2 separate regions of the Homo sapiens genome follow, and region 2 is linked to region 1. Evidence: read pairs that join two places in POLR2A ChIA-PET (ENCODE). Cell type or tissue: OCI-LY7. All regions are shown on one strand. Links, peaks and the distances in the headings refer to the core of each region. The heading gives the core; the rest is flanking DNA. Region 1 holds the start of LOC105371746 (a long non-coding RNA gene). Region 2 holds the start of LOC107985055 (a long non-coding RNA gene).

The links. Peaks named below come from ENCODE experiments on the same cell type or tissue, not always from the same donor. Only the 100,000 strongest peaks of a DNase experiment are listed, where the experiment ranks them.
Region 2: POLR2A ChIA-PET joins it to region 1 with 11 read pairs; 2 of 35 experiments call an interaction of 5 or more read pairs at or near these places.

What each region holds. Positions count from the first base shown.
Region 1 is chr17:36,031,765-36,044,494 of GRCh38, forward strand. LOC105371746 (a long non-coding RNA gene) reads right to left here and starts at 9,063. Exons shown (of 3, transcript XR_001752856.2): 1 at 8,977-9,063; 2 at 6,282-6,372; 3 at 6,059-6,148. In OCI-LY7, for the core only: no CTCF peak of the experiment used is centred there; no DNase peak of the experiment used is centred there.
Region 2 is chr17:36,127,169-36,139,898 of GRCh38, forward strand. LOC101927369 (a long non-coding RNA gene) reads right to left here. Exons shown (of 3, transcript XR_243796.5): 2 at 10,488-10,574. It overlaps LOC107985055 (a long non-coding RNA gene), which reads left to right and starts at 7,983. Exons shown (of 2, transcript XR_001752867.2): 1 at 7,983-8,050; 2 at 10,457-10,968. In OCI-LY7, for the core only: CTCF peaks have their summits at 4,488 and 4,689; no DNase peak of the experiment used is centred there.

The sequences.
Region 1 (12,730 bases), core at 2,663-10,662:
CCTTTGGCTTACAAGGCTCTGACAGGTCTACTGTTCTCGCTGAACTTCCAGTCCCACTGGCCTTCTTTTCATTAGGCAAACACAATCACCCCAGGGCCTTTGCCTTTTCTGGTTTCTCTGCCTGGATGCTTTCCTACCTCTGGCTTGTTTTATGGCTGAATCTTCCTCATCTTGTAGGGCTCAGATTAATTGTCACCTTCTTAGAGAGGCCTCCTCTGACCTTTCCTAAAGAACCCACACACCATAGCCTGTTTTAGGTCTTTCAAAGCATTGGTTACCATTGGAAATTACTTTGTATACTTGTTCGCTTGAGGATCATTTCCCCCTTTCCCATTCCACCCCCTAGAATGTAAGCTCCTGAGGGCTGGGATGGTACATGTCTAGGTTACCCCAGTATCTGGCACTGGGAGCAGTGCCCAATAAATGTGGAATGAGGGTGTCACAGGCTGTGGTGTGTCAGAGGAGGTGGAGATGGGCCACTTTGGTCTGGGAGGATCGGAGAAGATGTAGCATTTGACAGAAATCTTGAAAAGCAGACAGAGAAAGCAGGAGAGAGAAAGCAGAAGAGAAAGTGGAGTTTGCAAACTCCATGGATAGAAAGAACCATGAGAGACAAATGCCTAGAAGTAAGAAATCCATATTTGGGTTTGCGGTTTGGCCATACAATCTAACTTTCAAGGAGCAGATCTATATCTAATATGCTGCATATTATTTCAAGGCCACCCAAAGTCCATATATAGGGGCCCTAGTCCCCACCTCATGGGTCCTTCTAAGCTTTTTGCTTCACGTGCCAACTCCCTCCTCTCCAGCCTGACTTGCTGGAGTCCAGTGATCCAGCTGGGTCCAATACAGCTTTCTTCCAATATCCTTCTTTACTTTCTCCAAAGCTCAAGTAACATGTTCACAAGTCAATGTCTAATATTGCTACCAACAGCTCACTGGGTCCCTGAGCCTCCACATACCCCAAAGAGGGTGTCAGAGCCAAGCTTCAGAATAGAATGGAATTCAGCACAGTGGAGGAGATCAGGAAAAAACTGTCATTGGGGATTAATCTCAGGGCAGGACAGCTACCATGCAGTGGCGGGGGCTGTGGGATTAGCGGTTGGCCATGACTAGATCCTTTCTCTCCATGCTCAGAGTGTTTCAGCTCATCCAATTAACCCTGAACTAATGTTTACCTCAAACCCAAGCAGGCGAGACATTTACTTGTGTCTAAATTATGAGTCAAGGGGTAGAAGGATCAAAAATGGAGGAATGCAAAAGCTGAGGAGGGATCATCCCATCTTTCTTCCATTCTCTGGTAAATTTGGGGGCTTTTGTCTCCTTCCCGAAGGATGAGCTCCAACCAGGGTCAGAGCAAGACCTGAGTGGTCCTAGGCTCTAAAAAGGTTATTCTGTGTTTCAGCATGTAATTTCAAATACCCAATACTAACTGAAAAGTAATGATAAGACTGTATAAGGGACTTTTGATTTTTTTAAATAATAGCCACTTTGATCACTGTGTACATGCATGAAGTTGCAAATATTGTATTCTTTCAAAAGCATTATTTGTTGATTTCCTAAGCACCTGCCGGTTGCCTATTGGGCAATGCAGCACTGATTCCATTCACTTGGACTCCCAAGTCCACCCCACCCCACTTCTAGCAGCCTCCTTTCAGCCTTCTCCTTCCCTTCCCCACCATGCTGCTCCATTTACTGGGAACTGCTTCCACCTGGAAGACTCCAGCCCAGGCCAGAAAGCCCCCAGGCTGGCCCTCTACTGCCTCTCCCTGTGTCTGCAACACCTGGCAGGTGCTCTGACGGTTGGTGCTTCTCTCAACAGTCTCCATCCCACTGAGTCTGATTAATGGAGTGAGACTCACAGGGTGGTGGGTTTGGGACACACTTCATGAATTAGACAGATAATAATGTATCACATACTTGCATGGGATCCTCCAGGTGATGTAGCAGCACTTACTGATGTTGTCATTCATATCTGGAAAGAAGCAGGTGGAAGTAGGGCTAAGCCATGCTCTAGGAGACTCAGACATGCTACTCCGTGCACCAAGAATGGGAGGCAATGCCTTTCACTCAGACAAGAAACACACCTAAAGCCAAAATACTAAATTACCTACAGCCACTGGAATCTGCCATTTCTCTTGTGTAAGTTGTTCATCATCATTGAATAATAAACCCACTCACACTTTATCCCTACCAGGAACCTCACTCTCGCTTGACCAAATCCACTATCCTTTTTTTTGTGTAGGAGAAAAAATAAGGATCTTTATTTGTGAAGGAGTTAAGAATATGCCGCCCAAAATTCACTGTTCTGGCATATTTTAAATTAAAGGCATGTAAAAAAAGAACCCAGCAGGTGCAAGAAGATCCTTCTTTATTTTGACCTTTATTGTCTTTATCAAAGGCAGGAAATGAAATGCCCATGTGAAAGATGTCCTCCTTATACCGAAAGAAAAATAATATTCTTATTAAGGATGGGAAGCTGAAGCCGAGAGAAGTCTACACAAACAAACCTTATCACCTTAGTCATTTCTGTACCCAATTAATCACCCAGCGCAGCCCCTTTGCCTTATCACATTTCACAACTTCCTATTTTTTGTCCAATTCAGTGTATAAGTAACTGACCCTAACTGCTTCTTTGAGTTTCTGTTCCTTATGAGGGATCTTGTGTCATGTAAAACTTGTATTAACTAAATTTGTGTACTTTTCTCCTATTAATCTATCATATGTCAATTTAATTCTTGAGTCCAGGTGGGATCTTAAGAAAATGGAGATGGATTTTTGCCTCTCCTAAGTTTGGTAGGTGCTTTCTATATAATGTGTTATTTAATTCTCCCCTAAACTCTAAGAGGTTGATGTTCTTGTTCCATTAGGAACATAAACTTGGCAAGCCTTGGTAAGGTTAAGGAACTTGTTGGCGTTAACCCATTGTTAAGTGGCTGAGACCTGAAACCGGGATGTCAATTCCAAGTCCCAAGACTTAACTTCTTCACCAACATTACTAACTCGTTTGGCTGCAAGTGTCATTTACCCTCTGAATGAGTTTCCACACCTGTGAAGAGGAGATTGATGCTTTCTCTCTGGCAGGGTAGTTGTGAGATTAGAAATAATGTATGTAAAGCACAAACCTGGCATGACTACCATTTTTATTAAGCATTTATTCTGTGCCAGGTGGTGTTCTATGAGCTTAAATGTATGTATTAATTAATTTAACCATCACAACAAACTTGCATTGTAGATGTTATTATCATCTCCATTTTATAGAGAAGCAAACCAAGGCATAGAGAAATTAGGTAACCTGTGAAAGCCACATGGGAGAATAAGTGATAGCTATTATTTTCAAAATTGTGATTTCCCATGCATCAAGCCCTTTCTTTGTCCTTCCTTGAGAGCCTCTCTCCTTAATTTAAGCTACCAGGGAAGGAGCAGCCCAAGAACTAGCCCATTCTGGCTCTTGCTTTTTTCACGGGAGGTTTTACTTTGCTTTTTTTTTTTTTTTTTTTTTTTTTTTAGGTAGGGCCTTGTTCTGTCATTCAGGCTGGAGTGCAGTGGCACAATTATGGCTCACTCCAGCCTAGACCACCTGGGCTCAAGCAATCCTCCCACCTCAGCCTCCTGAGTAGCTGAGACTACAGGAGTGCACCAGTATGTCTGGCTAATTTTTAAAATTTTGTAGTAGAGATGAGGTGTTACTATGTTTCCCAGGCTGGTTGTGAACTCCTAGGCTCGAGTGATCCTCCTGCCTCGGCCTCCCAAAGTGCTGGGATTACAGGCATAAGCCACCACGCCCAGACCTGTTCCACCTTGATTATTCTGTTTCTAGCCCAGTCTCAGGGCACCCTCATGAATCTCACATAGAGTTAATGTTTAGAAATTACCCGATATTGAATTACAACTTTATGACTCCAAATATTGATTTTGAAGATAATAAAACTGTTTAAGTTACAATAATGATGAGGAAATAATTTTTTCAGGTCATAAAGAATCTTTTGTTTTTATGGTAACTTTTTATTTTAAAATAACTTTACACTGACATAGAAATTGCAGAAATAGTACATAAAGTTTCTGTGCAATCTTGACTCAGCTTCCCCCAATGGGAAGCTTATAAAACTTCATATACAACCGTATAAAAAATGCATTATGATCATCAAAACTAGAAAATTGACAGTTCTACAATATCATTATCATTATTATTTTTTGAGACAGAGTCTTGCTCTGTCACCCAGGCTGGAGTGCAGTGGCACCATCTTGGCTCACTGCAACCTCCGTCTCCTGGGTTCAAGTGATTCTTCTGCTTCAGCCTCCTGAGTAGCTGGGATTACAGGTGCTCACCGCCATGCTTGGCTAATTTTTGTATTTTTAGTAGATATGGGGTTTCTCCATGTTGACCAGGCTGGTCTTGAACCCCTGACCTCAAGTGATCCGCCTGCCTCAGCCTCCCAAAGTGCTGGGATTACAGGCATGAGCCACTGCGCCCAACCAGCCATCGTGCCCGGCCTCTACAATATTATCAACAAAACAGATCTTATTAAAATTTTACCAATTTTTACATGCAGTCATTTTTCGTTGGTGTATAGTTGAATCATATGATCCCTTGGGTGTCTATGCCAACTTCTGGCCTCCCACATCTAAGTTACTGAATCATCTGCCTCCCATGTTTTGGTAAATAACATTCACCCTCCTCCCAGAGCTGCGGTCTTGCTTGACTGGCCCCACTTCCCCTATTCAAAGGAGAAAGGCTGGAGTTGCAGAAGGAGGCATGGGGAGAATTATGGCTTTATTTTTTATTAGACTATTCTTATTTTAGTAAAGTTGTTTTTGCACACTGGCTCATGCAGCAGTGTATATAGTTATGTGCCACATAATGATGTTTTTATCAATGACAGACTACATATATGACACTTAACAACATGCATATGTTCTGAGAAATGCTTTGTTAGGCAATTTCATCATTATACAGACATCATGTACTTACACAAACCTAGATGGTGTAGCCTACTACACATCTTATTATAAGATTATAATACCATAATTTGTTCAGCAGCAATACATTAAACAAAAATTATGCTACCTTATTTTTACTGTACCTTTTCTATGTTTAGGTATGTTTAGGTACACAAATACTCACCACTGTGTTACAACTGCCTACAGTATTCTGTACAGTAGCATGCTGCACAGGTTTGTAGCCTAGGAGCAATTGCTGTACCATATAGGTGTGTGGCAGGCTCCACCATCTAGGTTTGTGTAAGTATGTGATGTCTGTACAATGAAATTGTCTAATGAAGCATTTCTCAAAACCTATGCCCATCGTTAAGCAACATACGACTGTATCTGTTTCCTGAATTTAATTGTTTCCCCGGCTGATTCCAGAGTATTTTCTATTGACCATTGACTATGAGGCCCTCTGTCTACACCCTTCCCCAGATGTTCATTGCTTCCAGAGAAGGAAATGGGGTTGGTCCAGCTTGATTCGGCCTAACTGCACCATGCTGACTTGCAGTGACTACTTCCTTTCTGAAGTGCCAACAAGAGGTTTTTTAAAATAAGAATTATAGGCCGGGCATGGTGGCTCACACCTGTAATCCCAGCACTTTGGGAGGCCGAGGCAGGCGGATCACGAGGTCAGGAAATCAAGACCATCCTGGCTAACAGAGTGAAACCCCGTCTCTATTAAAAATACAAAAAAATTAGCTGGGCATGGTGGCGGGCGCCTATAGTCCCAGCTACTGGGGAGGCTGAGGCAGGAGAATGGCGTGAACCCGGGAGGCGGAGCTTGCAGTGAGCCGAGATCGCACCACTGCACTCCAGCCTGGGCGACAGAGTGAGACTCCGTTTCAAAAAAAAAAAAAAAAAAAGAATTGTATAGGTATATGTAGAATCTTGACTAGTCTAGAGGCAGCTGACCACTCTGAAGTTGATGGAGTCTATCGTCTATTTTCTTTCTCCCTCCTTTTTTGGAAAGCTGGGTGCTATTTTCTCATCTTCAATATTCCACAACCTGTCTGCCTCCCAAGAATCTGCAAAGATCATCAATCTCTACCATGTGTTTTCTCAGCTGATAGAGAGGACTTCATCCAAGTCAAGGGACTGAGAAGCCACCCATCTTGGGCTTCGATTTCTTCGTATCTTTGGGAATTATCCCCATTCTAGCCTATAATGGACAGAGAATGAATGAATAAAAATTGGAGACCACATGTTCTGCTTTATCCCTTCCATCTGTTCAGTTAACACTCTTTATTCATTTACTCATTCATTTATTCTGTAAATATGTATTGAATACATACCATGAGCAGAGCACTGGAGATTCAGCTGCAAACAAGATGCATAGGGCCTTCTGTGAGTTTAAGCAAACAGTAAGCCTCTGGCACCTTCTTCCTAAAGTAAAACAAAGCAAACACTTTTACCATCATTCACTATTAAAAAAGCAACACTATGGAAAAATTTTGAAAATATTTAAGCAAAAAGAAGTCAGCAAAAATCCCCTGTGATCCCACAATAACATTCTTAGATGTGTCTTCATCTTTTTTCCCTGTTTGCTTTCTCCCTACGTGGGATCATACCAAAAAAAGTCATATTCCATGTTTTCACAAGTTGTGTACAATTTCAATTTCATTGTAAAATTCTTATATGCAATTTAAAATAATTTTTAACAAAAAAGATGCCTGCTTTTTAACAGAATTTTTAAGAAAATCAAATAAATGAAAAAAATCTCTTTACTATCAATATTTTGATGTGTAAGTTTCAAGTCATGTTTTTGTATGTAGTCATTATGTATAATACAGATATACAGTTAAACAAAAATGAGGTAATAATAACTGTTCTTTTCTACAGCCTGATTTTTACAGGTTTTTTTTTTTTGAGACGGAGTTTCACTCTTGTTGCCCAGGCTGGAGTGCAATGGCGCGATCTTGGCTCACCACAACCTCCGCCTACCGGGTTCAAGTGATTCTCCTGCCTCAGCTTCCTGAGTAGCTGGGATTACAGGCATGCATCACCACACCTGGCTAATTTTGTATTTTTAGTAGAGACGGGGTTTCTTCATGTTGGTCAGGCTGGTCTCGAACTCTCGACCTCAGGTCATCCGCCCTCCTCGGCCTCCCAAAGTGCTGGGATTACAGGTGTGAGCCACTGCGTCTGGCTAGCTTTTTTTTTTAATTATTTTTTTTGAGATGGAGTTTCGCTCTTGTTGCCCAGGCTGGAGTGCAATGGCACGATCTCGGCTCACTGCAATCTCTGCCTCCTGGGTTCAAGTGATTCCCCTGCCTCAGCCTCCCGAGGAGCTGGGATTACAGGCATCTCACACCACGCCTGCTAATTTTTATATTTTTAGTAGAGATAGGGTTTCACCATGTTGGCCAGGCTGCTCTCAAATCCCTGACCTCAGGTGATCTGCCCACCTTGGCCTCCCAAAGTGCTGAGATTATAGGTGTGAGCCACCATGCCTCGCCCATAGTTTTATTTATATATTTGTTTATATATATATATAAATATTATTTATATATTTGTTTATATATATATAAATATTATTTATATATTTGTTTATATATATATAAATATTGTTTATATATATATTTATATATAATATATATTTTTATTTATATATTATATATAAATATATATAGAATATATATATAATATTTATTTATATATAATATATATGTATTTTAAATTATATATAATATATATTTTGATATTAACTAGGCATAAAATATGGACTGAGAATAAAGAGTAGCAATACAACAAGCATCCCTGTACCCGATGCCTGGGATGGTCCCTGAGTGGTCATTTCCACAGAGTGATCTCTCTCCTGAATAATGTTTATAATATACTCTTGCCTTTCTGATCATTTCACCATATAGATTTGAATATTAATATATTTAACTTTGTATGTTTTTAAACTTCATTTCATTTTTTTGAGACAGGATCTCACTCTGTCACCCAGGCCGAGGGCAGTGGCACGATCATGGCTCACTGCAGCCTCGACCTCCCTGAAATCAAGAGATCCTCCCACCTCATCCTCGCAAGTAGCTGGGACTACAAGTATGTGCCACCATGCCTGGCTGGTTTTTGTATTATTTTTGTAGAGATGGGTTTTCATCATGTTGTCCAGGCTGGTCTTGAACTCCTGGGCTCAAGCGATTCGCCCACCTCGGCCTCCCAACGTGTTCGAACTGCAGGTGTGAGCCACTGCTCTGGGCTGTTTTCAAACTTACATAAATGGAATTATTATATGTTTTATTCCATAGCTTTTTTTCCCTCTCAACATTATGCTCCTGAGATTCACACTATTTACTATATGTAGCTGTAATGTGCTTGCTTTCGTTCCTGGTAATATTTTGGTTTATGAACATACCGTGATTTATTTTCCATTTGCCCCTTTTATTTTTGCTAGTGCCAACAGCACTGATTGGAGTATTCTTGTGTATGTTTCCTGCTGTGAACGTGCAAGGGTAACTGTGGCTCTCTCTAGGAGTGTGACTGCTAGGTCATCGGCCATGCACACCTTTGCTGCAACAAGATGACAATGGTATTTTCCAAGGTGGGAGGACAAATTCACACTCCCTGCAGCAGTGTGTGCATGTCAGTTGCTCCACATCTTCACTAATATGAATACTTTTCAAACTAGTGTTTATTAAATTTGGAGCTAGAGAGACAGGGAGACAAGGAGACAGGGAGGGAGGAAGTTAGGAAGGGAGGAAGTGAGGAAGCAAGGAAGAAAGAAAGAGAGGAATATTTTATTCTTTCAAAGCCTGAACCCAGCACTGGCTACTCATAGTCAATAAATATGTGCTGGTTTGATGAATTTCTTACAATGTCTGCCTAGATAGCTCATTGCAGCCATGAAATGGAGTCAATCCCTTTGTGACTGAAGGGGAAAGGTGGAGGGAGACAAGAGAAGGCCATCTGACTTCCCAGAACATTTAGTAAACAACACAATTCACAATCAAAAAGGGATTATAAGTAAAATAGCATACGTACATTTAAAATGAAGTTAGACCCCCAGATCTGGAATCAGTTTCTGAGGTTGCAGAGACTTTTGCCTGTTTTGGGTCCCTGTGCCCAATCTGTTCACATCTCTAGCACTTTTCTTGCTGGGTCCAGACCTTGCCGGGGTTTAATTCCAGTTGCTGATGTATTCCTGGACCCACACCTTGCTGGAGTTGGCATAGACCTTTCCAGTCTCCTCTGTGGAGGAAGCAATGGTAAGAGAGAGAAGTGAATAAAGAAGAGACAATCCTGCAGCAGAATGCCTGTAACCTCCCCATGTTTCTCTACCCTGGGGATCTCAGAGACAGTTTATTTTCAGAGCCAGGAGCATCCCGCAAATCCCAAGACCTAGACGATGATGATGATGATGATGATGATGATGATGATGATGATGATGATGATATTATTATTTTTGAGAAGGAGTCTTGCTCTGTCGCCCAGGCTGGAGTGCAGTGGCGCTATCTCGGCTCACTGCAAGCTCTGCCTCCCGGGTTCACGCCATTCTGTCTCAGCCTCCGGGGTAGCTGGGACTACAGGCGCCCGCCACCATGTCCGGCTAATTTTTTGTATTTTTTTAGTAGAGACGGGGTTTCACCGTGTTAGCCAGGATGGTCTCGATCTCCTGACCTCGTGATCCGCCCGCCTCGGCCTCCCAAAGTGCTGGGATTACAGGCGTGAGCCACCGCGCCCAGCCCCAAGACCTAGATTTTTTAAAAAATTGTTCATGAGTTTCTTCTCGGGTTGACTTCCCTCTGCTATCCTTTCCTTTCCTCTTCTCTGCATGAAGGTGGCTCTTCCTTGGCTCCCTACAGGCTGTGGGTCCATGCAGAAAACACCACAGGGACCTATCCCTATGTCCTGCATGTCTAATGAGTTCCTGGAGGTCTGGGTGTCCCAGGTTCCCCCTCCATCTCTTGAGTCTTGGGGGCTGTGTGTCCCTCCATGTCTCTCCCCTACGAGTGGCAAGAGGGCTACACCTACATGCTGAGAGCATCCACTGCTGGTCTCTAATGCAAATTTGTGAATAACCTACTGGAAAATGTTTGAGAAGCAGCAAGAGTTTATTAATTTTATCAATCTTTCCAATGACTCATTTTGACTTTGATGATTTTCTTTTTCTTAGTCTGTTTTCTGTTTCAGTGAATAACAATCTTATTATTTTCTTTCTTCTGTTTCCTTTGGGTTCAGTTTCCTCAACTCTTCCTAGCTTCTTAAGGTGGAAGCTTCATTCTTTTATTTTACACCTTTCTTCTTTTTGAATAGAAGCATTGAACGCTACAGATTCTCTTCTAAGTGCTGCTTCAGCTTCATAATGCCGTAGTTTTTCATGTGACAGGTTTTCATCATTCAGTTATTTTCTAATTTCCCTTGTGATTTCATCTTTGTCCCACAGATTATTTAGAATTACATTCTTTATTTGCAAATATTTGGGGGGGGGTTAAATATCTTCTTGTTATTGATTTCTAATCAAATTCCATTATAGTCAGAGAATATACTCGGTATTATTTTGATTCTTGAACATTTACTGAGACTTGTTTCTTGGGCCAGCATACAGTGTGTCTTGGTGAATTTTCCATGTGTATATGAAAAAGTATGTATTTTTCACTTGTTGGATGTAATAACCTATAAATGTCGGTTAGGTCCATTTGGTTCATTGTGTTAAGATTTACATATCCTTATTGATTTCTGTTTATTTAGCAGTTACTAAGAGTTGGGTACTAAAATCTCCAGATATGATTGGGAAGTTTTTGTTTCTCCCTTTAGTTCTTTCAATATTTGCTTCATGTATTTTGAAGTTCTTATACTCATTAAGACTCATATCTTCTCGATGAGTTGATCCTTTTATTAGGAAATCTCTCTCTTCTTCTTTAGTAATATTCTTTTTCTTGAGGTATACTTCGTCTGATATTAATACAATTTTCTGATGCTTACCATTTGCATGGTGTACCTTTTTCTTTCTTTCTTTCTTTCTTTTTGTTTTTTTTTTTTTTTTTGAGACAGAATCTCGCTCTGTCCCCCAGGCTGGAGTGTAGTGGCGTGATCTCCGCTCACTGCAAGCTCCATCACCCGGGTTCACGCCATTCTCCTGCCTCAACCTCCCGAGTAGCTGGGACTACAGGTGCCCGCCACCACACCTGGCTAATTTTTTATATTTTTAGTAGAGACAGGGTTTCACCGTGTTAGCCAGGATGGTCTCGATCTCCTGACCTCATGATCCACTTGCCTCTGCCTCCCAAAATGCTGGGATTACAGGCGTGAGCCGCCATGCCTGGCCTGGTGTACATTTTCCAATCCTTTTCTTTTCAACCTTTGTGTGTCTTTAGATTTAAAATTCGTTTTTTAATAAACAAAATATAGTTGGGTCTTGCTTTTTTTGAAAACTAGTCTGGTGAGATTAATCCAGTCATGTTTAATGTAATTATTGATACGGTTGGGTTTAACTCTAACATTTTGGCATATAAGATGTATGTATATGTGTGTATATATCTTTATTGAGGTATATAATTGACACAAAATAAACTGCCTAAATTTAGAGAGTATAATTTGATAAGCTTTACCATATGTGTATACCTGTGAGACCATCTCTGCAATCAAAATAATGAACATGGCCATGACCCTAGAGAGTTTCCTCATGCCCGTTTATAATTCCTGTCTTCTACCAACTCCTCCTGAGTGAACAACTGATCTACTTTCTGTCACTGTAGATTATTTTGCATTTCCCAGAAATTTATATAAATGGGATCCCACAGTACATATTTTTTTTGATCTGGCTTCTTGTACTTAGCATGATTATTTTGAGATTTTTCTATATTTTTGCCTTTAAAATTTTACTTTATTTGTTCCTTTTCTTTTCTTATTTTTTTGTGACTCAAATATCTTTTAGTATCTCTTTTTATTTTTTGCTTGATTTTATACTACCTTATAAATAATAAGAGGCTCTTACCACAGTATTCAACAATTTTCCCCATCCCATGATTTGCACTTTTGTCTTATAAACCAAAATAACACTAATGCTATTTTTGCTGAAATGGTTGATATTATTATATAATATTATTATTTTATGTAAAGATGCTAAAATAGAATCTTTAATATTTACCTAGATATTTCCTTTTCTTAGTTCTCTTTATTACTTTTGCATGTCTTACATTCTATCTGATATTATTTCCCTTCGGACTTAAGACCTTCTTTTAACAGTATTTGTGGTCTAAAAATGTCTTTATTCTGTCTTCATTTTTTTTTTTTTTTTTGAGACAGGGTCTCCTTCTGTCACCCAGGCTAAAGTGCAGTGGCATGTTCAAGACTTATTGCAGCCTTGAACTCCTGGGCTTCTAGTCATCTCTCCACCTCAGCCTCCCAAATAGCTGGGACCACAGGCATGCACCACCATGCCCAGCTAATTTTAATTTTTTTGTAGAGACGTAGTCTCCCTAGGTTGCCCAGGCTGGTCTTAAACTCAAGCAATCCACTCACCTCAAACTCCTGAAGTATTGGGATTACAGGAGTAAGCCACTATGCCCAGCCCCTACCTTCATTTTTGAAGGCTATTTTAGTTGGACATAGAAATTCTAACTTGACTTTAAAGATGTTCTCTTGTCTCTGCTCCCATCATTTGTGGTGAAATGTCAGACATCATTTGTATTATTGTTTCCCTATATGTAATGTATCTTTTCTCTCTGGCTACTTTTAAGGTTTACTCTTTTTCTTTCCTTTTCAGCCATTGCTTATGTTGTGCCTAACTGTCATT
Region 2 (12,730 bases), core at 1,788-9,787, 95 kb after region 1:
CTGGCTTCATAGCTTACGCATTCACTCTGATTTTCTAAATGACACAGAGACGATTCATTTCTTTGGCCACTTTTCCTAAAGGTACCAGGAACATCCATGCCTTGTTGGGATTAGCAAAGTGCTAAAAAGTGTTCTTAAATGTCTCATGTTTGGCGATTACATCTCCAAGAAACCACTACTGTAATTAGAGAGAAACCAGCTGTGAGATAGAACAGGAACTGGCTCACCTGGGGGCACTCCCTGGAGACCTCGTATTTGTGTATACTTCCTGCCCTACTGTTTCTGCTCTGCCTTCCTTTCTGGTGACATTGAGGGTACAAATTGTTCCAGGTGTGTGCAGCACATCAAAGCCTAACTGGAAGAAGGCACAGTCTTCATTTTGGTGGCTTTTATCACCATGAGGATGAGGTGACCTGTGCTCACAGTCCTCCTTTCAGGATCGAGGGGAGCAGAGAAGTTTCCAGGCCGAGCCGTAGGCCTGGGGATCATCTGACACAGAGGCAGGCTGTGTCCCCACTGCATTCATCAGACCCACTTCCTTTGACCTACAAGAGGGATCACCCTGCATTTTCCATCCTTCTCATCAGATTGGGTTGGGTCTGACCGAAGTTGGATGTGGAGAGTAGGGTCACTCCTCTAGGTGGGGGATGTGCCCTCCATGTGGGAATCCAAGAGGGAGCAGCTCTGAGGTGAACACAAGGTATGTGCAGGGTGGGAAGATGGCTTGCTCTGAGCAGAGATTTTATAATATCTTCTTATGAGATGGAAAGAAGGGGGTTATGACAACGCAAATTTCATTCCTGCCAAGACTCTACAGACTTCAGAGCAGAGAGAATATTCTCCCAAGGGCCAGACTGTGAAAATGGGGAACTTAGAGTGAGAGTGGAATTGAAGAAGCTGAGGGAAGAACACAGAAGCGTGAAGGAAGAAATGGGACTCCTGCTGACAGTGAGGGCTCCTCATTGGCCAGCAGATCAGCATGCTGGTATTGCTGGTCTCTCCAGCCCACCATGACGTTATCGCATCATTCTGACTCTGCAGGACAGGCACAGCTGCTGTCTTCCTTACAGCCGAAGTCTTCCTCGGACTTAGTGAGGAAGGAACAGAGCACAACCAAAAAGCTTTCCATCTTATAGCCCAATGTCCTATGTCTTGCTCTATTTGGTTCATTAAATCTGATTCATCCAGACTATCTTGTGAAGTTTGTATCTTTCTTTGACATCAGTTATGATCCTCAGATGTCTTGGAAGCCCCCAGGAGCTCATGCTCCCCTGGAGATAGCAGCTTCTGTGGCTACTCAAATGTAATTTAGGGGAAAGGCTAAAATAAGTGAAGTCCTTACTTGTGCCCTTCCTGGCAATTTTGATGGGGGATGGGGCATACCACAGAACAGCCCAGCCTCTGTCTGTGGTACCCTGAGGCTTTCCTGCTCCAGGCTTTAGTGCCCCTTCCTATGCCAAAACAAACATGCCAGGATTTCTCCCCAGGATTGCTCACAATCTTTATAGCCACTGTTCGGGGTTCCAGGGAATATCCAAAGAAGCTATGAGTAACCTCATGACGATGGAAGTAGAGTGGCCTTGCTAACTGCTGACCTCCTTCTCCAGGAGGAACGGTTACACCTGCAGTTGACTCTAGCTTTAACGGCTGAGAGAATAAACACAGGCACACCTCATTTTATTGCTACCTCACTTTGTTGCACTTCACAGATACTGCACTTTTTTACAAATTGAAGGTTTGTGGCAACCTTGCATTGAGCAAGTCCATCAGTACTATTTTTTCCCAACAGCATGTGTTTACTCTGTGTCTCCAGTAATTCTCTCAATATTTCAAATTTTTCATTACTATTATGTGTTATGGTGGTCTGGGGTTAGTGATCTTTGATGTTATTATTGTAATTGTTTTGGGGTATCACAAACCATGCTCATGTAAGACAGTGTACTTAACCCATAAATGCTGTGTGTGTTCGGACTGCTCCACACACCAGCTGTTCTCCCATCTCTCCCCTTCTCCTCAGACCTCCTTATTCCCTTAAACACAAAAATATTGAAATGAGGCCAATGAATAACCCTACAATGACCTCTAAGTGTTCAAGTGAAAGGAAGAGTCTCACATCTCTTACTTTAAATCAAAAGTTAGAAATGCATAAGCTTACTGAAGAAGGCATGTTGAAAGCTGAGACAGGCTGAAAGCTAAGCCTCTTGCACCTGAGAGTCAAGTTGTGAATGCAAAGGAAAAGTTCCTGAAGGAAATTAAAAGTGTTACTCCAGTGAATATACAAATGATACAAAAGCAAAGCAGTCTTAACTGCTGATATGGAGGAAGTTCGAGTGTCCTGGATAGAAGATCAAACCAGCCACAACATTCCCTTAAGCCAAAACCTAATCAAAGCCCTACCTGTCTTCAACTCTGTCAAGGCTGAGAGAAGTAAGGAGGCTGCAGAAGATAAGTTTGAAGCCAGCAGAGATTGGCTCATGAGGTTTAAGGGAAGAAGATAGAGATGTACAAGTCGTCTCCATAACATAAAAGTGCAAGGTGAAACAGTAAGTGCTGATGGAGAAGCTGCAGCAAGTTATTCAGAACATCTGGCTAAGATCATTGATGAAGGTGGCTATACTAAAGAACAGATTTTCAGTGAAGACAAAAGAGCCTTCTGTTGGAAGAAGATGCAATCTAGGAATATTTTATTGCTAGAAAGAACTCAATGCCTGGCCTCAAAACTTCAAAGAATAGGCTGACTCTTGCTAAGAGCTAATGCAGCTGGTGACTTTAAGTTAAAGCCAGTGCTCATTTAGCATTTCACAAATCCTAGGAGCCTTAAGAATTATCCTAAATCTACTCTGCCCATGCTCTAAAAATGGAAAAATAAAGCCTAAACTACATCACATCTGTTGACATCATGATTCACTGAATATTTTAAGCCCACTATTGAAACCCACTACTCAGAAAGAAAGATTCCTTTCAAAATATTACTGCTCATTGACAATGCACCTGGTCACCCAAAAGCTCTGATAGAGGTGTACAAGGAGATGAATGCTCTTTTCATGCCTGCTAACACAACATCCATTCTGTAGTCCATGGATCAAGGAGTAATTTTGACTTCCTAGTCTTATTATTTAAGAAATCCACTTTGTAAGGCCAGAGCTGCCATAGATAGTGATTCCTCTGATGGGTCTGGGCTGTAAATTAAAAACCTTCTGGAAAGGATTCACCATTCCAGGTGCCATTAAGAACATTTGTGATTCACGGGATGAGGTCAAAATATCAACTTTAAGAGGAGTTTGGAAGTTTATTCCAGCCCTAGTGGATGACTTCAGTGGAGGAAGTCACCGCATATGTGGTAAAAATAGAAAGAGAACTAGAATTAGAAGTGGAGCCTGGAGATGTGACTGAATTGTTGCAATCTCCTGATAAAACTCGAATGAATGAGAAGTTGCTTCTTATGGATGAGCAAAGAAAGTTTTTTTTTTTTTTTTTGAGATGGAATCTACTCCTGTTACAGACGCTGCGACATTATTGGAATGACAACAAAAGACTGAGAATATTACACAAGCTTAGTTGATAAAGCAGCAGCAGGGTCTGTGAGAGGATTGATTCCAGTTTTGAAAGAAGTTCTGCTGGAGGCAAAATGCTATCAAGCAGCAGTGTATGCTACAGATAAATCTTTCATTAAAGGAAGGGTCAATCAATGTGGCAAACTTTATTGTTGTCCCACTTTAAGAAATCATCGGTGGGGCCTGGTGGCTCATGCCTGGAATCCCAGTATTTGTGGGGGCCAAGGTGGGCCAATCACTTGAGGCCAGGAGTTCAAGACCAGCCTGGCCAACATGGTAAAACCTCGTCTCTACCAAAAATACAAAAATTAGCCAGACGTGGTGGCACGTGCCTCTAATCCCAGCTACTCAGGAGGGTGAGGCGGGAGAATCGCTTGAATCTGGGAGGGGGAGGTTGCAGTGAGCTGAGATTAAGCCACTGCACTCTAGCCTGGGTGACAGAGTGAGACTTCATCAAAAAAAAGAAAAGAAAGAAAGAAAGAAAAAAAAAAAAAGAAATCACCACAGCCACCCCAACCTTTAGCAACCACCACCCTGATCAGTCAGCAACCATCAACATGGAGGCAAGACCCCCCAGCAGCAAAAAAAAAAAAAAAAAAAAAAAAAAAAAGAATTGCTGAAGGCTCAGATAATTGTTAGCAGTTTTAGCACTAAAGTATTTTTTAGATATAATACTATTGCACACTTAATAGTCTATAATGTAGTGTGAACATAACTTTTATATGTAAAGGGAAACTAAAAAAAAAAAACGTGTGACTCAATTTATTGTGATATTTGCTTTGTTGCAGTGGTATGGAACTGAATCTGCAATTTCTCCAAGATATGGCTGCAGTTGGATAACTTCCCTCCCTACGTACTCTTCCTATAACATACATAATTGTAAATTACATAAGCCCCTTTCCTTCCCCTGCCACTTGGTGGCTGGCTGACCACAAGAGCACCCATTATTCCCTTCTCTTTCTCAATGAACAGGATCCTGCCTTAGTCTAACACTGCTGAATGAGATTGTCTGTTTAATTCTGATTCTTAATATTTGTAATCTAAATTTTCTAAAGGTATTAGCTATGTCCTTCAAGTGAGATTTTTTATCAATGATAAAGGTAATATTTTGTCCCTCCTCTGCTGACTCCTTTGTAGGCTTCTCATTTGGTTCAAAACTCAGGCAGTGATAAAATGGTGTTATTATTGGGCCCTCTCAAAAACTGAAAGAGTGATGTTAATTGGTTTGTAATTTTAATGACGGCTGCCCTTTAAGGTGGGTTCTCTTTACTAGAGCCAATAAATTGATCTCCTGGTATCTGGAATGTTGCCAGCTATACATCTGGATATTTGCAATTCTAAGCCTAAATATCAGAAGCAAAAAGTTAAGTGTTTTCACCTTGCAGGGCTATCAGTATACTTTCGCTATCTTGCTTCATGGTCAGTTACTTCTGTGGCTCAATGACGGAATCTAGATTACAGTGATGTTAACCACTTCACCATCCCATTGAATATCCATCTGATCTAGTACATTTATGGCATTGTGCTGACAGGGCCTGGAGACAGATGAGGCAGATACCCTAGATGTTTTGGCAGGTCACATTAATTTCTTGGGATGAAACATAAATTTTATAAAAATTCAGGAAATTACTATCTCATGGAGGTTCCCCATGGGAGATGAAGTATCCCTGTGATCTAAACTTAACAAAATATTAGCTTTGAGTTATGTCAAGAAAAACCAATGTCTCTCTGGTTGACTCAAACTGAAATTTGTGTAGCTCTGACTCTTGGCCCTCATAAACCAATAGGTCTTTGATACACAAAATGTCTGGAGTTGCTCAGGAATGCTGTATAGAACCGGAAAACCCTGACAGAAGAATCACAGTGAAAGCCCCTAGGGTTTTGGAGCAAGTTCCTGTTCTCTGTGGAAAGTACCTACTCTTTTTTGTAGAACTAGCTAAAACTCTGAAAAGACTGAATGCCCAACCATTCATGTGTGACATTACCACCCATGTGAGCTGGGTGTTATCTGATCCACTTAGCCATCAAGTAGGGCATGTCCAGCAACACCCCGTCAAATGGAAAAGCTAAAAGTGTGACTGGGCCTGAGCAGACCCCAAGGCAGAAATGATCTGTGTGAATAGGTTGCTCACAGTCTCTGTGTATTTACTCCTGCCTCAATGTTATCTCTTCCTCAACCCATACTAAGTCCTGTGGTGAGAGGAGAACTCTCTCCAATTACTCCCAGTATTAGTTGATTCTGGGGCAGGGAGGACTGTGAGAACATAGCACCCTTTGAGCATTTGTAGGAGTTCACAGTTCTGGGAGCTAACCAGGCAAAAGGTTTTTATGCAAATAACTGAAACTGACCCTACTTATTGGAATGTTAAGAGTAGCATGGAAAATTGATAGGAAGGTGTGATAGGCAGCAAACAAAGGCGTCGGGCAATACAGAATATAGCTATGTACATGTCCATACAGCAAGAAGACTCTGACATGTGCCAATGCTGTATTAATACCCTGAATACTCACCACCACTGCTGGACTCCTGGCTGCATCAGCACTGCTGGGAATATTCCCAAACTCTGCCTGCATATTCGTACATTCCCTTGGATTCAAACCCTACCTAATATAATGCAGGTACTGCTGCATATGCCCCTGTACTACTGAAAATCCACTCATCTTGTCCCCAAAGACAGCCCAATACTTGCTATTTTCATTCAGCTCCAAGTTCAGGATCTCCTGATAGTGCCCACTTCATCTCTTGTTCTTTTGTGATCCTGTACTGATATTTCATATCCTATGAAATATACTAAAAGTCAACCACCACTAACTCACCTAGTTATAATAGTGAGAAAATGGGAGAAGAAAGAGAAAAGAAGATTAAATACAGAAACATATACCCAACAATAAAAAATGAAATATGGGTAGATGGAGAGTATTTCTGAAACTGGTTGTGAGGCTGTAGCTTATTGTAACAAATTCCTGCCTCCGCTTATCCAATCCATGTTCCCTTTGCCTTCAGCCACCCCCTCGATTGATTGGTGCAATTTTTTCTGGTGGAATGACTCAGATTTTTATTCTGGAGGAGATCTGAGCCCTTGATGACCCAACCTGTACAGAGTTATAGACATCTTTCATGAGCTTATACACACTGACACAGTAAAGCAAGGAGAGACCCCAGGAATAATCTGAGTTCCATTCATACTGTTTTTTCCACACTGTCTACATTGTACAGCAGTAGTGCTATTTCCTTTTATAGCTGGGAATAGTTGCTAAGTCAACAGAACATCCACTTTTTAGACTGCTGGCAATTTTCCAGGCTTTAGGCATGCTCTGGTGAAATCGTAAGCAAAGACTGCTCTTTTGTACTGGTCATGGCTACCTTTTACAAGTCCATCAGCTGTTTTTCAATTAACTTCGGTCTTCCTCTCAGGGGAATCAGATGATTAAGTTGATCCTCCCATGATACTCTGTGCTCATGGAAAATCAGAGAGCTGCCTCTGCCCTGCTCATGTTTAGGCATACTGCACCTCCAGTTTTGATATAGGGATGCCTCCTCTCCATGGTTACACTGTGGAACTTATCTATAAGACTTTCTATCATTGAGGGTCCTGCCTAAATAAATAAAAAAAAAAAACCTGGAATCTTCTACTCCAAGACCCCCAAACATGAAGGCAGGGTCTAGTTATACCCCATCCCAGGACTCTGGCCAGTGGGGCAAGAGTCAGGAGACAGCACTCTTACAATTACTTCTCACTCTCTTGCTCCCGATTGCATCTTCTCCCAAAATATTTGTATCTTAAATTTGGATTTTTACACCAGGCGAGGTGGCTCATGCCTGTAATCCCAGCACTTCGGGAGGCCAGGGTGGGTGGATCAGCTGAGGTCAGGAGCTCAAGACTAGCCTGGCCAACATAGTGAAACCCTGTCTTTACTAACAATACAAAAATATTAGCTGGGCATAGTGGTACATGCCTGTAATCCCAGCTACCCGGGAGGCTGAGGCAGGAGAATCGCTTGAACCCGGGAGGCAGAGGTTGCAGTGAGCTGAGATTGCACCACAGCACTCCAGCCTGGGTGACAGAGTGAGATTGCATCTCAAAAAAAAAAAAAAAAAAAAAACTTTTTTTTTTTTTTTGAAATTTTAGGAGCTACACATTTGCCAACCTTATTCTTCGGTCCCATCCTAACCATATTCACCTCCACCAGGGAACATATGGTAGCCACATATCTTATAGCCTGAATGGAGCCCTGGCACAGAGGAAAAAGAATGTTTGAAGAAAGAATTATTTGAATGTTTGAATGTTTGAAAAAGAATTATTACACCTCCACAACAGGCCCCATAGTATTTGTGTCCTTGCAAAACATATTATCTCTGTTCTGGGGTTCTAACATCCCTCTTCATGGTCAGAGAGATACATATTTGTCTTGAATCTGTGTCTTCAGAAGATCTTCCCAGTACATTGCTGTGTGAGTGTTGTGTCTGCAGCCCCAACTGCCTGCCCAAGGAAAAGGTGAGTACAATTGAGTCCCCATTCACTAGGGGCTCCTATTTAATCTCACAGCCTCTATATCCTAGGAAGTTGAATTAACCTGGAGGGAAGATTCTCCACCCACCTGGCATAGGTTGCAGATGGATTTTACACAATGGGAATTGGGGCAGGCAGGGTTGGAACATGGCCCAAAGTGTTGGGGGATCACTCTCCTGTGACCTGACACAGGTTCTATGCTCTGTCTCACAGCCTGAGAGAGAGAAAGCAAATTTTAGTCCACTTTAGCCCTACTGCATTGTCATCAAAGGAGACTTCACTCAGCAACTTGACATTGGGAGGGTGGACGTCCTCTTCCTTTCAGCCCTCCCCACCCCCAGCATACAGCTACAGGCTGCCGGGCTATCCTCTCACAACTCTCAAGGTGGTTGGCGAGTTTAGGCAGCAACTGCCAGTTAATAGCAGAAAGAGAAGCTAGGAAGAGGGAAGTCAGGGGCCCAGTGTATGCATGTGTGTGGGTTGGAGAAGGGTGCAAAGGTGATAAGAGAAGAGAAGAGTGGCATAAGGGCTTATGTTTGGCACCGTTAAGACTTACTGTGAACCTGACATGCAGAGATGGAGGGCCTCAAGAGGGTCTTTCTCTTGGTGGGATGGTTCTCTGATCACCTGTCCACTCCATCAGTGAAGGACGGGTCCCCCACTTTAAATAGTGTGAGATGGCTGAACCCATGACACCTGACACTGAAGAGATGAGATGAATAGCACATAGAATTAGTGTCACCTATACTCACAGCCTGAGGGAGGAGGATACTGCATGCCATGCAGTGACCCACAGAGGTTCCACTTGGGAGCAGGGTGAACCAGCAGAGGCTGTGGAAGGCAGGCTTTGCATTAGGATGGTGCAAGGGTAATCGTGGTTTTTGCCATTAAAAGTACTCCTGCAGGAAGATGTGATTAGCTTTTTTTGTGGGCTGACAGGGACTTGAGACTCATAGGTTAAGAACTGGGTGGGTGCAGCTGATCTGATAATAGAGGAACTAGCCAGGTGGGGAGCCTCTCCCACTGGGTGGTGGAGGGGGGAGCACATTCAAAGAGCAGGAGAACTCAGGGTTAGACCTTTGGACCCTGTGAGAACTTGAAAGCACTTTAAGGCAGCTCTTGAAGTTTTAGGCCTTACAATACAAATGGACCAAATGCCTTTGCCTAGTCTCTTTCTGTGGGAATCCAGCTTTCCCTTGTTGTAGGGATCCCTTTGTTCATAGAAATTATAGGGCAGCTGGCAGATTTTCATGCCTAATAGCTGCCCATGGTACACATTGAAGGCTGATTTGCTTCTAAACAATACTCCAACCAACACTCGTGTGGCAGGGCAATCATGAGTGCAGGGAGAGTTCACATGTGAGGACCTGGTAGGTGGGTAGTAGTGGATGAGGTCACAATGTGGTTGGAACTTGAACAGTATCCAGTTTCATTCCTAAAACAACCTTTTGAAATAGGTAGGCACCTGGACCTGCCAAAAGGAACCTATGGTATTTGTGTCAACATGTGCCCAGGAAACAAATCCTGTCTAGGGGAAAGAGATGCCAAAGCAATGGCTGTGGTCATGTGTGCAAAGTTGTTCCTGAAACAAGTAAAAGCCAGCCCCTGAGATGCTCCCAGGGGAAAATGACACATTGGTCTTCCTTAGGATAACCACAGGGAAGCAGGAATTGTTTTGACTATTCCAGGACTTTTGGCCACCTTATCTGAACTCTTCTGTTGTCCTGGCTTCCCTGAACCATGCTTAGAAGCATGCTAAGCAGTTAAGAAGAGATAGCTTGATCCTGGACATAGCTCAGTTGTCAATACAGCTGTCCAACTTCCATGGACTTTTGGGCTTATTTCAGTCTGACAACAGGGTGGGTGGTTGGCGAGGAGAGAAAGAAAAGGGACCAGCAATCATGGGGCAGCTGCTATGTGTTAAGTGCCCAAATAACAAAAAGACTATGAAAAGGTCACCATCCTCAAGTGCTTTCAGTCTAGTTAGGGAGATAGAGCCATAAAACAAATTAAAAAGCACGTAACAAGTGCACAAAGATCTGAGGAAGCAGTGCAGAGCGAGCAACTTTACCAAGAAGAGTCTTCAGAGAGGAAATAATAATCTGAGCTAGATCTTGACAAAGAGCAGGAGTTAACAGAGAGAAGAGGACAAGCCAGGCAGAGGAAGCAACAGTCACATCACCCTGGATGAGCCAAAGCCATAGAGATTTAGAGCATGGAGGATGTGGCAAGAGACTCCCCATAGGGTAGTGGCAGGGAGTAATCTGCAAGAGGAGGATCAAGACAGAGTCTGAAGCACCTTAAACACCCTGCTTGGATTCGAATGGGGCACCATAGTAGGTGTTTAAGCAGGGAATGGCTCATGATAAATTCTGTATTTTATGTCAACAGCAGTGATGACCGTGCAGGCGGAAGCACAGACCTTTATAAGAGTAGCCAGGTCACTTCTTCAGAAGATTCTTCACCCATCCCCAAGCCCTGGTTGTTCTTCATCCTTGGAGTTACAAGCCTGGAAGAAATAGCCTTATTTTAATTATTCAATTTTGGAAATTTCCACAGGCTAACTTTTAACCAGAAGATCTTGATCCTAAAAACTCTTATCCAGAATAAACTGTTCTGGCATTATCCAATCTGAGTCTTTATACTATGTAAGGTCTCTAAGGGGCCCTTTCTGGACTAGCAGCATCATAAATAGCATAAAAATAATAAGGCCCATGCATGTAGAAGCAATTCTGGGGATTCTAAGAAGACAAAGTCCCTCAAGTCCCTTCCTACATCCTTAGTGGCCTCTGAATTACTGCCCTCTGTCTAAGGGTGAGTGGGGCTTACCCTCTGCTTAGCCTCCACGGGAAGAGAAAGATTGTATTTGTGTTTTCACGCTGCTAATAAAGACATACCTGAGACTGGGTGAATTATTTTAAAAAGGATTAATGGACTCAGTTCCACATGGCTGGGGAGGCCTCACAATTATGGCAGAAGGCGAAAGAGGAGCAAAGGCACATCTTACATGGTGGGAGGCAAGAGAGAATGAGAGCCAAGTGAAAGGGGTTTCCCCTTATAAAACCATCAGATCTCATGAGATATATTCACTAACAGTATGGGGGAAACCACCTCCATGATTCAATTATCTCCCCCTGGGTCCCTCTTACAACATGTGGGAATTATGGGAGCTACAATTCAAGATGAGCTTTGGGTGGGACACAGCCAAACCATATCAAAGATGTAGGGTAGGCTGTAGGGCAGACTGAGGGAGCACCAAAAAGTGGGGGTCAGAGCTGGGTCATAGAGAAGGAATGAAGAAGTCGGCCGGGTGCGGTGGCTCACACCTGTAATCCCAGCACTTTGGGAGGCTGAGGCAAGCAGATCACTTGAGGTCAGGAGTTCCAGACCAGCCTGGCCAACATGGTGAAACCACATCTCTACTAAAAATACAAAAATTAGCCGGGCATGATTGTGCATGCCTGTAGTCCCAGCTACTCAGGAGGCTGAGGCAGGAGAATTGCTTGAACCCAGGAGCAGTAGGTTGCAGTGAGCCAAGATCGCACCACTGTACGCCAGCCTGGGTAACAGGCTGCCACTGCACTCAGCCTGAATACTGATTTTTATTAGTTTTCAGATAGCCCGGGGATCAGCAAACTACAGCCCACAGGCCAAATCCAAGCCACCTCCTGGTTCTGCACATCCCATGAGTTAAACTGATCTTTGCATTTTAAAATGTTTAAAATACAAAGAGACACATATACTAATAATATTTAGTGATATGTAAGATAATATGGAATTCAAATTTTAGTGCTCATAAAGTTTCATTTGAACATAACTACACTCATTAGTTTCCATATTGTCCATGGCTGCTTTCAAGTCACAATGTCAGAGTTAAGGGGTCACAACAAAGACTGAATGGCCTGCAAAGCCATATCTACTTCCTGCCCTTCACAGAAAAAGTTTGCTGACCCCTAGTCTAGATCCAGAAAATGAAAAAAAGATATAATTTCAGAAAACTACATTGTATGATATAACACAAATGGATAAATAGGTTTTCTATCTCCAGTAGCATTTTTTAATCCTTCCCTTCCTCCCACAAAAAAATTTATAATTAAAAAATATAAAAAGTCACTCTGGAAACAAAACAAACAAAAAGTCAGTCAGAGATCAGAAAACAGCCCAAATATGTATCCTGACTTTAATTCAAATATGTCTCAGCCCAAATATACATTCCAAATGATCTTGACCTTAACCCAAGCATCAGATTGAAATATTTTCAGAATATTATCAGGACAAACACACATATACAAAAATGCATATCACTATTGATCAGATGATAGATAGATAGATAGATATACAATATCTCTAGAAGAGAACCCAAGAAATTATAATAGTGGTTCTTCCTGGAAAGATAATGGGGTGGGAGGTATTGGAAGTCAAAATGGGGAGGAAAATTTCTTTTCTTTTCTTTCTTTCTTTCTTTTCTTTTTTTTTTTTTTTTTGAGACCACGTATCACCCTGTTTGCCCAGGCTGGAGTGCAAAGGCACGATCTTGGCTCACTGCTGCCTCCATCTCCTGGGCTCAAGTGATTCTCCCACCTCAGCCTCCTGAGTAGCTGGGACAATAGGCATGCACTACCAAGCCCAGCTAATTTTTTGTATTTTTAGTAGAGATGGGATTTC